Linked DNA regions of Homo sapiens: region 1 is linked to region 2. Evidence: chromatin contacts called from ENCODE Hi-C or POLR2A ChIA-PET data. All regions are on one chromosome and are shown on one strand. The core of a region is the stretch at or near the end of the contact, and the rest is flanking DNA. Distances in the headings are between cores, read along the strand shown. Region 1 overlaps PLEKHG1 (pleckstrin homology and RhoGEF domain containing G1). Region 2 has its middle 83 kb from the start of IYD.

Evidence for each region. Hi-C counts contacts between places; a loop is a spot of excess contacts on that map. ChIA-PET counts read pairs that join two places held with the same protein, here RNA polymerase II (POLR2A). Pooled maps may share reads with other maps.
Region 1: a pooled map shows a loop between it and region 2 (2.5-fold over the local background). The contact joins two enhancer-like sites. A Hi-C loop is called at or near these places in 2 of 50 pooled maps. POLR2A ChIA-PET finds 5 or more read pairs at or near these places in 3 of 52 experiments (A549, RWPE1 and SK-N-SH).

Annotation. Positions count from the first base shown.
Region 1 is chr6:150,807,674-150,814,960 of GRCh38, reverse strand. PLEKHG1 (pleckstrin homology and RhoGEF domain containing G1) reads right to left here. Exons shown (of 17, transcript NM_001029884.3): 9 at 5,674-5,856; 10 at 5,485-5,580; 11 at 5,227-5,313. Among named protein-coding and RNA genes, the nearest start is that of MTHFD1L, 54 kb to the left of the region's middle. RefSeq lists enhancers at 1,112-1,261, 1,502-1,601. Within about 2 kb of position 1,505, at least 11 of the 41 ENCODE cell types and tissues checked have a DNase peak (open chromatin) inside an H3K27ac peak, as active enhancers do.
Region 2 is chr6:150,448,334-150,454,880 of GRCh38, reverse strand. No RefSeq gene overlaps it. Among named protein-coding and RNA genes, the nearest start is that of IYD, 83 kb to the right of the region's middle. Within about 2 kb of position 1,884, at least 6 of the 41 ENCODE cell types and tissues checked have a DNase peak (open chromatin) inside an H3K27ac peak, as active enhancers do.

The sequences.
Region 1 (7,287 bases), core at 256-2,755, 360 kb before region 2:
ATCACTTGAGGCCGGGAGTTCGAGACCAGCCTGGCCAACATGGTGAAACCTCATCTCTACTAAAAATACAAAAATTAGCCAGGTGTGGTGGTGTGCGCCTGTAGTCCCAGCTACTCGGGTGGCTGAGGCACAAGAATACTTGAACCCAGAAGGTGGAGGTGGCAGTGTGCTTTTTCTTGTATGGAGATTGCACCACTGCACTCCAGCCTGGGTGACAGAGTGAGACGCTGTTTCAAAACAAAACAAAACAAAAAAAGGTGTTTTTATTGCCAGTGGGAATAATGTGGTTAGGATGCTCTTTGGAGCCAGATAGACCAATCCAGGCTTGGTCATGTACTAGTTATATAAACTTGGGCAGTTTATTTAATGTCTCTCAGCCTCTGTTTTTATTTTTTCTAGAATGGGAAGAATAAGAACTACCTCATAACATATTTTGGTGAGGGTGAAATAAGAATATAAAGTACTCAGCACAGTGTGTATGCTCAATAAGTTGTAACTGAAAAGATGTTTTTAGATAGAAAGGATCGACAACTTGGGGAGAAAGTACGATGTTATATTGACTATATTAACCATTTGAATACTTAAAGGGAACTTCCTGAGGCACACACGCCTAGCGTGGGAGAAAGACAGGTATGTAAGGGGGTCTCATTTTGTAACTGCCTTTCAGAATCTTGTTAGCAATTTTGATTTTCCCAGCAGACAGGTAAACAATGGGTGGGGCCCATCAAAGATACTCTGCCATTGCTCAGAAGGGCATTCTAAGGCACCAGGCCAGCAACAAAATGACTAATCATAAAGAAAATGCAGTCCCCTCTCTGCATGAGCTCCCTTTCATCTCATAACACCCTGACGAAATGAAAACTCATGCTTAGGTCCAAGTCCACACCTATGCACATTCATTTCCTGAGGACCAAATCATTGCTGGCAGTCCTGAGAACAAGCTTCAAATGCTTGTCAAAATATACAGAGAACAAAACAGACTGTCCCCTTTCTCAGAAATCTCAGCCCTTATTTTCCACCCAGTTCAATTTTCATGATCATCATCCCATTGTCTGCTCCACCTCACTCCTCCCAGCCCCAACTTGGACTGTTTCACCATCCATGTGAATAATCCACCCACCACCCTAGTTCCTTGACCACTTTCTAATGACCTTTTCCTCCACTCCAGAGCAGCAGCACAGAATCAGAGCCACCTCCAGAACCTGATCACACTCAAAACCGTCCCACCTCTAAGGCAGGACTCCAAAAGTCCCTTCTTCAATTACAGATTAGGGTATTTCCTTCTCTCTCACATTAAGTCCTGCTGAACCGGGCTTTATGACAATACTGCAGTCCCTCACCCCACGCCTCTGTCGCCAGCTGGTTTTCCTCTTCACTCAGCCTAATGTCATGCCCAATTACTGCAACTGCGTGCTCACTGGCACCCTCCCCACCCCCGCCCTGGGAACCTTCCCCTACCAGCTCTGCCGGTTCCCAACCTGGAGGAACCCACACACACCACGGTTTTCACCAGTAGTTTCCAAGCTGCTGAGCAGATTTTGAAATGACGTCATCACACTGATTCATGGGGGCCAGCCTCAGTTGGGTCTTTGATGTCTTTCACAGGCTATTCTAGTCATCTCTAGTGACTGGTCCATTTTGTTTTTTTTTTTTTTTGAGACAGAGTCTCACTCTGTCGCCCAGGCCGTAGTGCAGTGGCGTGATCTCGGCTCAATGCAAGCTCCGCCTCCCGGGTTCACGCCATTCTCCTGCCTCAGCCTCCCGCGTAGCTGGGACTACAGGCACCCGCCACCACGCCTAGCTAATTTTTTGTATTTTTAGTAGAGATGGGGTTTCACCGTGTTAGCCAGGATGGTCTTGATCTCCTGACCTCGTGATCTGCCCGCCTCCGCCTCCCAAAGTGCTGGGATTACAGGTGTGAGCCACCGCGCCCGGCCAGCAAGTGTTCTTCTGATCCTTTCCACTTTCCCTCAGACACCCCTGCTCTCTGCTTCACTCACTCAGCAGATGACTTTATTATCTGCACGAGTGAAATCGAACCCTTTGTCTTCCCCCAAGTCCACCTCAAAGTTCCTCTGTCTTTCATCTTTTTCTCCCTTGGTTCAGAGAGATGCTTCCAGCCCTTTCCAAGATGAGCCCCTATTCCTGTGTGTCCCATCCTCTTCCTTCCCACCTCCCCAGGCCCCGTTCCAACAAGAAGTGAGCCACTGTCTCCTCTCCCACCTTCCTCCTCCTTCCCTGCCATCTGCTCATGGACTCGGCATTCGAGCCAGACGAGAAGTCTTGCTTTGCTCTTGCCTTTCTCTCCAAACTATCATTTTTTCTTCCTTTTGTGAACTTTACATATAAAAAAGTCTATACCCATTCCGTTCCTTCTTAATCCCCCTTTTTCTGCAACCCACTGTGATCTCTCCCTTTTCTCTTAGTTGCCAAATATAAAATCTGCTTTTCTGTTTAAATCTCCTTGACCTCGGCAGCCTTTGAGACTGTGTCTCCCCCATCTCTGAGATGTGCTTTTTCCTTGTTAGCGCAGTGCCTTCTCCTCAGACATCCTCCCTGCCTCCTCTGCTACTCTTTCAATCTTTCTTTGGCTGTTCTCCAAATCCCCCCACCCGCTTGCTGATCACTTAGATGTTGGGATTCCCAAGGGTTCATCTTTCCTTTGCACATTTTTGTGGGCCATCTTATTAAACCTTAGGGCTTCAATTACTGCCTCTAGCAAGAGTCTCCTGATCCTTAGCTTCCAAGACCTGAATTTCCACCTGTGGCTGACCCTGCCCAGCAGCACGGGTGCCAGTGAGAGCAGAGGGCTCCTCTCTCTCACTCCCATCTCACAGGTTCCTCTCCCTGCCTGTCTCAGAACTCACAGTACCATGCTCTCCTTCAACCCCTGACTCAGCCTTGACTTTTAGTGGGCAAAATCCTGCCTCCTGCCTCAGTGGCACTTTCTGCATTTGTTCCCTCTGTCGCTGTGGCTCCACGGCAGCACTGCTCAGCTCCTTTCTAGGCCATGGTGGTGGGTTACTATCTTCTCCAGCCTCCAACCTCACTCCTGCCACTTATTTGTCACCTTGTCCCCAAAGTTACACTCTCAGAACACAGGACTGACTGCGCCATCTCCCCTTCCTCCAAAGCCTGCAGTAATTTCCCAGTGTGAACGCGTCCAGATTCCTCAGAGCACATGCTCACAGCCCTCCAGGGGCTCCTGCCCTTCCCGTCCCTGCCCCAGCCCCTGCCTCAGTCCCTGAGAACTCAGCCCTCCCATCCTGGCACCGTCTGTGCGCCCTGAACACAGCGCATACATTCTCTCTTTTTTTTTTTTTTTAATGCAGGTCTCTAGGTCTGGTTTCCTTAATTCCTTTTTTCCCACTTAATAAAAATATTCCTAAGACTGGGCACAGTGGCTCATGCCTGTCATCCCAACACTTTGGAAAGGCTGAGGCAGGCAGATCACTTGAACCCAGGAGTTTGAAACCAGCCTGGGCAAGATGATGAGACTACACCTTTACCAAAAATACAAAAATTAGCTTGGTGTGGTGGCACAAGCCTGTGGTCCCAGCTATTCTGGGAGGCTGAGGTGGTGGGATGTCTTGAGCCCAGGAGGTCAAGGCTGCAGTGAGCCATGTTTGCACCACTGTGCTCCAGCCTGGGCGACAGAGTAAGATCCTGTCTTTAAAAAAAAAAAAACATTCCCTATCCTTTAAGACTGAGGTAAAAGATGTTTTCCTTCCTCTCTCCACTCAACGCAATTGAACACTTTATTCTTCCACAACACCTGGGTTATACTCTGTTATGTCTTCATGGTTGGCAAACGGTTCATGGCTTGGCAGCTGGCTCCCCATCTACAGATTCCTTCTTGGCCGAATCTGTATCTTGTCTCCCGAGCACCCTCATGGGACCCAGCACAGCTTTACACCCATAGGTGCTTCATGCACCTTTGAATAATTCTCATAACTTGATCTTCTTTTAAGCCCCAAAAGGAAAAACACCACCACCTCCACAGAGCCTGCAATTCATGTGAATCTTTTTTTTTTTTTCTTGAGACAGGATCTTGCTCTGTCACCCAGGCTGGAGTGCAATGGCACGATCTCGGCTTACTGCAACCTCCGCCTCCTGGGTTCAAGCGATTCTCCTGCCTCAGCCTCCTGAGTAGCTGGGACTACAGGCACGTGCTACCACACCCAGCTAATTTTTGTATTTGTAGTAGAGATGGGGATTCACCATGTTGGCCAGGCTGGTCTTTAACTCCTGACTTGAGGTGATCTGCCCACCTCAGCCTCCCAAGGTGCTAGTGCCTCCCAAAGTGAGCCACTGTGCCTGGCCCCATGTGAGTCTTTTTGATGTTAATGGCTGGTTTAGCTGAGATGTAGTTCCTATATATTCTATCTCTCAATTTTCTTTCTTTCTTTCCTTCCTTTCTTCCTTTCTTTCTTTCTTTCTTTCTTTTTCTTTCTTTCTTTCCCTCCTTCCTTCCTTCTTTCTTTCTTTCTTTTTTTTGAGACAGGGTCTTGCTGTCTCTACTAAAAATACAAAATTTAGCCAGGTGTGGTGGTGCGCACCTGTAGTCCCAGCTACTCGGGTGGCTGAGGCACAAGAGGTTGCAGTTTGCTTTTTCTTGTGTGGAGATTGCGCCACTGCACTCCAGCCTGGGTGACAGAGTGAGACCCTGTCTGGACCCTGTCACCCAGGCTGGAGTGCAGTGATGCAATCTCAGCTCACTGCAACCTCCGCCTCCCGGACCCAGGTGATCCTCCCACCTCAGTCTCCCAGAGTAACTGGGACTACAGGTGCGTGCCATCATGCCGGGTGCTAACTTTTATATTTTTTGTAGAGATGGGGGTATCACTTTGTTGCCCAGGCTGGTCTCGAACTCCTAGGCTCAAGTGTTCCACCTGCCTTGGCCTCCCAACGTGCTGGGATTACAGGCATGAGCCACATGCCAGCCTCTTTATTATGAAGTTGAACATTTATCCTATCAGGATGCCTTGCTGGGCTTCATTAGTAATTAAATGATCAGATTAACCGTTGTCACTCCCAGATTCTAATTCTAAACTCTTTTTTTTTTTTTTGACCCAGTCTCTTTGTTTTTATTTTGAGACAGTCTCACTCTGTCGCCCAGTCTGGAGTTCAATGATGTGATCTCGGCTCACAGTAACCTCCACCTCCCAGGTTCAAATGATTCTTGTATCTCTCTCCCATTTCACTGTGCATTATTCAGTGTCCTACCTTAGCTGGAATCTTGGCTGCATGGTTCTCCAGAATCAGTCTCTTTAGGTGCAGAACCCAGAGGCGTTTGTCTTGCTGGGATTTGGCCTGCCAAGACGAGATGTAGACAGTCAGACAACTTGATTCCACCACCCACAGGACCCTCTGATGAGATGGGAAATGACCATGTGGCCAGAACGCTCTCAAAAAGCCACATGGTACACAGCACTCATCATTACACAAAGGGGCCTTGCGGAGAGGCCAGGGCCCGGCTGCTACCTGGACTGTGTGCTGCAGCTTGGGATTCTTGTAGTGGAAGACGCTGAAGCTGAGCGGCTCTTTTGGAATCACCTCCACAAGCATGAGGTTGCCACACTAGAGCAGAGAGAGCAGAGAGGGTGAGGCACACTCAGGAGGGAACAGAACTGGGGATCTGAGTCCCTGCCCATGGCCAGCGTGCAGACCTACCAGGATGTGAGCTTTGTATGTAAACGTGTCATCTCTCTTCTTCGTGATGAGCAGCAGCTTGTCGAAGAGGAAGAGCGTCCGCTCATTCTTGGCTCGCTGGATGCGGAAGGTTCCCTCAAGCACCAGTTCCCCGTAGCTGGTCAGGTCTGGCCCCTTCCAGTTAGTGAGCAAACTCTGTATCTCCTGAGAAAGGGAATGGGCCATGGCATTTACAGGAGGCAGAAGCCAGGCACCAAGGGCTTGGTGGCCCATCTGTTGAGCCTCAAGAATGGTGCCAAATCGTCCCTGAGGGGGTCTAACTATCTACGTGGTATCTGATGGTCTATGACATAAATCTGCATTTACAAGTGGTGCCACTTAAGGGTTAACAGCAATGAATCAGGCTGTTAGCTGACAAGCTGCTAATTACTTATTTCCATTCCTTAATCATGCCATGCTGTGGCTCACAGCAGCCCTTACATCGTTCCAAAGCCAGGTCCAGGGGCCACCAGTATGGCCTCTTTCCCTTGATTTTCTTTGTTTTGTTTTGTTTTCTTGAGACAGAGTCTCGCTCTGTCACCCAGGCTGGAGGGAAGTGGCGCGATCAGGGCTCACTGCAACCTCCACCTCCCGGTTCAAGCGATCCTCCTGCCTCAGCCTCCTGAGTAGGTGGGATTACAGGTGCCCATCACCATGCCTGGCTAAATTTTTTTGCATTTTTAGTCGAGATGGGGTTTTGCCATGTTGGCCAGGCTAGTCTTCAACTCCTGACCTCAAGTGATCTGCCCACCTATACCTCTGAAAGTGCTGGGATTATAGAAGTGAGCCACCGCACCCGGCCCCTTCCCTTGATTTTTCTCACCCCTCCTCTCTGGGAAAAAAAAAAACTCCTTCAGAGCTGTTGACTTGAAGACTTTCTTCCGGATACTGAAGTTCATACCACACATAAGTAATTCAAAACTAAAGCCTATATAAAATCACCCACATCATTTTCTCAGAAATTTCTTGAGTTTAAATTTACTTACTCAGGGAAAGGAAATGAACCTTTCTTTGCCCCTAACTTATGTTTTAGTGCTTTTTTTGTTAAAATTTTAAAATTTTATGGGTACACAGTAGGTGTATATATTTATGGGGTACGTGATATATTTTGACAGGCATACAATGCATAATAAACACATCAGGGTAAATGGGCCTCCGTCACCTCCAGCATTTATCATTTCTTTGTGTTACGAACATTCCAATTATACTTTCAGTTATTTTATAAATTACTGTTGACTGTAATCCTCCTGTTGTGCTATCAAATGCTAGATCTTATTCATTCTTTTTCTTTTTTCTTTTTTGAGACAGAGTCTCGCTCTGTTGTCCAGGCTGGAGTGCAGTGGCACAATCTCGGCTCACTGCAACCTCTCCCTCCTGGGTTCAAGCGATTCTCCTGCCTCAGCCTCTCAAGTAGCTGGGATTATAGGCACCCACCACCATGCCTGGTTAATTTTTGTATTTTTAGAAGAGATGGGGTTTCACTATGTTGGCCAGGCTGGTCTCAAACTCCCAATCTCGGGTGATCCACTTGGCCTCCCAAAGTGCTGGGATTATAGGTGTGAGCCCCGGCGCCTGGCCTAGATCTTATTCATTCTC
Region 2 (6,547 bases), core at 635-3,134:
CATGCCCGGCTAATTTTTTTGTGTTTTTAATAGAGACAGGGTTTCAACATGTTGGCCAGGCTGGTCTCGAACTCCTGACCTCAGGTGATCTGCCCACCTCGGCCTCCCAAAGTGCTGGGATTACAGGCATGAGCCTCTGCGCCAGGCCTTGGCTCCCCGACATTTGCATACATGCACAAGGTCATGTGCACATACACAAATGCATGCATGCACTCATGTATAACACATGCAAACATACATACATGCACACGCACACACACACACATGCACACACACACACCTATGGCATTGTGGGTATCTGGCACAATCGAGGGAATCCATTTCCAGTGCCAAGCATCGAGCAGGATGACTAAAAGGTAAGGCACAGATTTAGAAGTCAAAAGAGATAGACACTCACCGACCCTCTCCCTGCTGGTTTTCCAGGTGAGGTTTAAGTTATACCACGAATCCTCAACTGCTGTGAGGTAAGAACATTTAATTTTTATTTTTTCTTGGAGTCTTGTGCATCCAGGTTGGACGAGGAGAGAAGGAGAGGCTGGCAGGAACTCTTTTTCTGGATCAGGTTGTCTGTAGCCCCAAGACTGAGTGCACACGTTTCCATCAAGCCAGGCAGAAGGGCCACCAGGTGACCGCAGCAGCCAACCCCAAGGGGTCTCTGGCAGAGCTTTGGGCTTCTCTGCAGATGTCGAGGTTGGATTTATTCTTCCTGCCCTCCTACCGAGCATGTCTTGGGGATTAGTGGGAAACTGACTGTAAAGATCTTTTGCTTCCTTTTTGCATATAGCTATGTAATCTGACTTCAGGTGAAAATTTATGTCTAAGTGGTAAATGTTTTTGAGAACCCAGTGAGGATTGTGAATCCCTTTGCCAGTTTCATGATGGAGGGAGTTAACATGGATCATAAAAGGGCTGAAAGAGTGTCTGAGGTTACCTCTACCTTGTATCACCATACGAAGTAGCCAACAACTCCATGAGATAAGTTTTTCTCCAGCAGCATCATTGGAGCTTGCAGCACAAGTTGGAAAAGATGGGGAAAACCCACTTTTCTCTTATATGAAAATGACTTCTCCCAATCCTGTTTTGTCTCAGCATACAATATATATGGTTGTTAATTTACTACCCACAGCATCATGGACTCATCCTCTTCCCTGAATCGCTTGTAAATATTTTCTCAAACTGAGTGTATTTTCCAATGTTTATCCAGGTATCTGCATATCCAACTCTTCATTGTCCCTGGTGCAGGTTAACCATGCTCTGCAGGGTACCTCTTTATCCCCTCAGCCTGTCCCAGGCCTCCTGCCAGTGTCCACAGTGCTGTGCGTTGGGTGTCTAATTCCACCTCCCCCTGAGAGGTAGGTGGCCAGCCACCCCTAGGAGAAGCTGACACCAAGGGTGGCCATATGGGGGGAAGGAAGAGGTTGGTGCTGGTTACCTCCCACCTTGGACTATGTTCATTTCTCTTTTCCTTACTGCAGGTCACTGACATGTGAACACATGCTCCTAACAAGTTGACCCCAGTCTTGCTGAAATTGCCTAGACTGTATTATTTTCTTCCCCATACTTGACATAGAGCATAAGCTGAGAGGTACATAATACATGCCATAATTTATGACGGTGCTTAGGTAAAGCCATGCAAACTCGTCTATCATTGCCAGGTTCATTTCCAGTGGTGTTCATTGAAGGTAAGTTGACTCATTTATACAAAACAATTCCCTCATTTCCCTTTGAGCAATTGTCAAGTGTGCTTGACGCAGGCCAAGTGACCTTCAAATGCGGAGTGGGGTTTGGCCTGGAATGTCAGTGTGCATTTGGCAGCATGAATTGCTCCAAAGAATCCTGATTTCTTATGCATGAACTGCTGACCCCAGCACTGGGGCCTGGAGAGCGGGACGGGAAGGAAGGTGAACTCCTGCTGATTCAGGGGCCCTCCCAGCAGCCTTTCCACGGTGTCAGCAGTATTCACATCACTTTCCTCTCCTCCCTCTTCCGCCCCACCGTAAGTCCTGTCCCTGGAAGCACTTTTCAGTTGCCAGGAATCATGAACATTAGGAAACAATCCAAAAAAACGGGGTGTCTACTTTATATTCTGTGGCCCACACGGTCACACATGGGCCTGGTTTTAACACCGGGTCATAGGTGTGGAAACAGCCTGGCCTAGAGGAAGGAACACTGAACCAGTGAGAGAGGCCTTCAGTGACTCCAGGACCAAGCAAGTGTGTGGCCTGGAGGCTGGCCTTTCTAAGAGGCCTGTCTCGGTGGAAACGGAGGAATGTTCTACTGCTGGCTTTCCAGAGCGCTCCTCTAGCCCCACTACTTGGAGCGATGCTTCCCGGTGTTGAAGCTGCAGATCTAAGGACCATGTTTCTTCAAACACAACCAGGCCTCTAGGGCAAGATCGTTTCCAGGAGATGTAATGAAATATGAAGGAAAACGCCCAGCAGGCAACATGCCTGCCTGCTGAGGATCACAGGAAACAGCCTTACTACCAATCTACCAATACTGGGCCCTGAGCTGGAGAAACAGCTCCTTTTTTCATTTCAAAATATCACTAATGTTCCATGGTGCAGGACATATTTCAAATGCCTCAATTGGAAAAAACAGGCTCCAAAGGCATCACGGTGTGCCTGTGGCTCTTGTCTGTGCTAGGCAGCAGCACAAGGGCCTGCTCATTAGCTCACTGATGACAGGTTTATCCGCAACTGTATATCAAGCAATGAGAAAGTCAGCTGTGCGAGCAAACGTCCCTCAGTCATATTGCACAAAGCCTTCGTAAAGGGATAGAGTGCTGAAAGCCTCCTAACTCCTCTCTAGCTGAACATCTTTTCCCCTCCGCTACCTCTGAACCTCTCATCCTTCCAACTCAGCTCAAGAACGCAGAAGCTGTTTGCCGACCCCTTCTGCTAGTGTCCTGTCCTTGGTAATTCAAAGACGCCCCCGGGATGGCCCACAAAGAGCCCTGTGTGCATGCACACGCGCCACTGTCACTGATAAGGCCACTGGGTGGTGAGCGGTTCTTTTCACACTTCACATCCAGAGGCTTTTCCTGTGATTTGTGTGTGAAGCACCTGTTTGCATGGTCCGTCCACCCTTATCTGAGATTCTGCCTCTTAGGCACCAGGGCAGGTTGAAGCCTTTTTCACCCACTTACAAAGCAACAGCTTATTCCTGAGAAGTGTGTCAAGCTGGTATGTCCACTGTGCTCCCCAGACTCACCAATAAGATCACTGACTTAATTGTTTTCTGCCCCTTACTTTTAGAAGAAAGAAGTTAGGCAATCTAAAGGAGTCAAACTGATAATGTTGCTTTTGAAAAAAAGTAAACAAATAATAAAACATCTCCCAGAGTGTATGGGGTCCAAAACACATTTAACCCAGTTTCTCACACTTTCCATATGAACATTTACTCAATAATCCTACGTGATGTTTAGAATGAATAATTACTGTGGGGCCCCTCATCAAACATCAGAAAGAGACCAATAGGTTCGATATTTTGCCGTAAAGCAGGAAATTGAACTAAGTATCAAGAAATAAATACCAACAGAGAGAATAACAAAGGAAGGAAGGAGGGATTAATTGTCATTGTTAGAGAAAAACTCATTTTCTGATGATGATGGTCAAGACCTTATCTTATAATCCTCCTAACTATAGCCTCCTTTTCTTTGCATTGGGTACCCAACATCCATTATGACTGTTGTCTCCAGAAGCCCAGAGACATTCATCTTTTTGCTCTCCTTTCACTGATGAGGAGACTGGACGTCACGTGATAATTCAGCTGCCCAGTCTTATGGCAAGCGAGAGAGACCTATTTTGAACTGAGGCATGCTGGACTTCAAAGTCCATGTTCTTGCTCTTAGAGCAAGTCTCTAAAACAAGATTTTCACTAATTCTTAACAATTTATTGAGTTCAGCAGTTACTGAGCATCTATCATGTCTTGGCAGTGATAGGGAATACAGATATAAAAAAGTTACAGCCCTACCTTCACTTGAGCCAAAAATATTTTTCTTTAGGGAATCTTTAGAACAAACACTTTCAGAAAATTTTTCTAATTGAGCTTGAGATGTTGACTTGACTCTCATTTTTAAAACTAACTAATTGGCTATCAAAATGGCAACACTTACAAGATAATGCTTTCTGTATTTCTTCATGCATTTAACTCCCTAACTAATGAAAAACTTCATGATATTTTCTCCCAAAGGAGGGGATAGAAGTGTCTTTTCTTCTCACACTGTGAAGACAAGTAAACGTAATTTAGTTTCAATACAGTTATATTAGCTTTAGATAATAATGAGCTATTGCCATATATCAGACCACAAAAAAAGAACCAAAACTAAACATTAATACAAGGTATGTTTTTATTTCTATTATACTTTAAGTTCTGGGATACATGTGCAGAATTTGCAGGTTTGTTACATAAGTATACACGTGCCATGGTGGTTTGCTGCACCCATCAACCCATCATCTACATTAGGTATTTCTCCTAATGCTATTCCTCCCCTAGCCCTCCACCCCCCAACAGGCCCCAGTGTGCGATGTTCCCCTCCCTGTGTCCATGTGTTCTCATTGTTCAATGTGTAACAGAGTTGGAGTATGGCTTCTAAAAATCATAATTTCATATGCATAATGGCAATTGCTAGACAAGAATTCTGTAACTAGAGCTAGTTACATGAGCAAAAACTGCCTCATAGTTCAGGTTGCAAAGTGGGCAGCCATTATAGCCCAGAAGACACTCCCAGAAGAAATTGGTGAGCTAACTTTGTATATTTATGAACATTTTTGGTATTTTCAGTCTTTCCGAAGCACCTGGTGATGGCCAGTGTGGAAGACTAGGTGGAGCATGACAAGATCATTGTCTGTAAGCACTCACTGTGCTGTTTCTAGAAGACGCTTCTGTAGGTGAATAAAGGTGGTTATTGCTGAGTCTTTCTTCACCAAAAAATAATGAAACTAATTTAATAGGCTGATTTGGAAAAGAGCCTAGTAAAATCCGCTGCAGAATTGGGATTTGCTTTGAAAAGTGTCTCTGTCCTTACAGGCACACTGATGGAGTATTGTTTTGTTCCTCATGTGGCATTTTTCAAGCCACTTCAAGTCTGTTTTCAAACTAAATTGGGAATTAAAAAATCATATGATAAGTAAATTGAAAAATGTAACTCACTAGTGTCCATTCTCTAGCATCCAAAGTATTTGACCTATTACAAATTTATCAACAGTAAATATTTCTTAGACTAATTTGTAACCTGTTATAAATTCACCCAAAGGAATAGTAATTTTCATAATAATGGAATAAAAGAGCTTTCAATGTCCCTTATGAAGCTGTGTTCAATGGAAATAAAGCATTGGGTGTAGCGGTGGGTATGTGAATGGATGGAGAACTGGCTGAGCAGCCTATGGGTTGATTAGCCATAGAAACATTGGGCCTTGATTGCTGCAAGCCCTCAGCCTGGGCCCAGTTTAAGAGCAGCCTGAGGGTAGGAGGGGCTTGATGTGTCTGAATGTGGCAGGTTGACAATAAATTATACTTATTTTGTAAACACTTACATAGACTTTATGCCAGTTCTGCTCTATAACCTTCGCAGTTATTAATGCATTTTGTCCTCATAACTCTTTATTTATTTATTTATTTATTTATTTATTTATTTATTTTGAGAACAGAGTCTCACTCTGTTTTCCCAGGCTGGAGTGCAGTGGCATGATCTCAGTTCATTGCAACCTCCGCCTCCCAGGTTCAAGCAATTCTCCTGCCTCAGCCCCCCAAGTAGCTGGGATTATAGGCTCCCGCCACCACGCCCTGCCAATTTTTATATTTTTAGTAGAGACGAGGTTTCATCATGTTGGCCAGGCTGGTCTCAAACTCCTGACCTCAGGTGATCCACCTGCCTCAGCCTCCCAAAGTTCTGGGATTACAGGTGTGAGCCACCGTGCCCAGCCCTTTATCTAGTTTAGAGGTAAGAAAACTGAGGCAGAGAGAAGATAAGTTGTCCAAGGTCACACACAGCGAGCACTGGAGTCAGGATTACAAATGCAGGCAGCTGGGCTCCAGAATTGTCACCTTTCAACACTGTGCCATGCAGCCTTCCAGGTAAGCCAGCTGCATGTTTGTGAACACTTGCAAAACTGGCTCCATTTCTAGGCGGCTGACTCAATATATCTGACCTAAGGTACCTCACCTGCCCACCCAACTCTTACCTTCAAAAGGTTCCTGTCTAGCCAGGCACAGTGGCTCACACCTGTAATCACAGCTACTCAGAAGGCTGAGGCAGGAGGATTAGAGCCCAGGAGTTGAGAACAACCTGGGCAACACAGCAAGACCCCATCTTTAAAAAATTTAATTAAAAAAAAAAGGGTTTCTGTCTGCAAGTGAAGGAAGCATTGCTTCTGGAAGGACGCTACTGTAATGGAAATGTGTTAATAACTGGGAGAATAAACCCTAAGGCCATCAGTGCTCTGTGACTTTCAGTAGGGAATTGTTTTCTTCTAAGCTATGAGTCATCAGAGAGAGGTTGGGTCCTTAAGAAACAAAGCACAAGATAACTCCATGAAGGTAAAG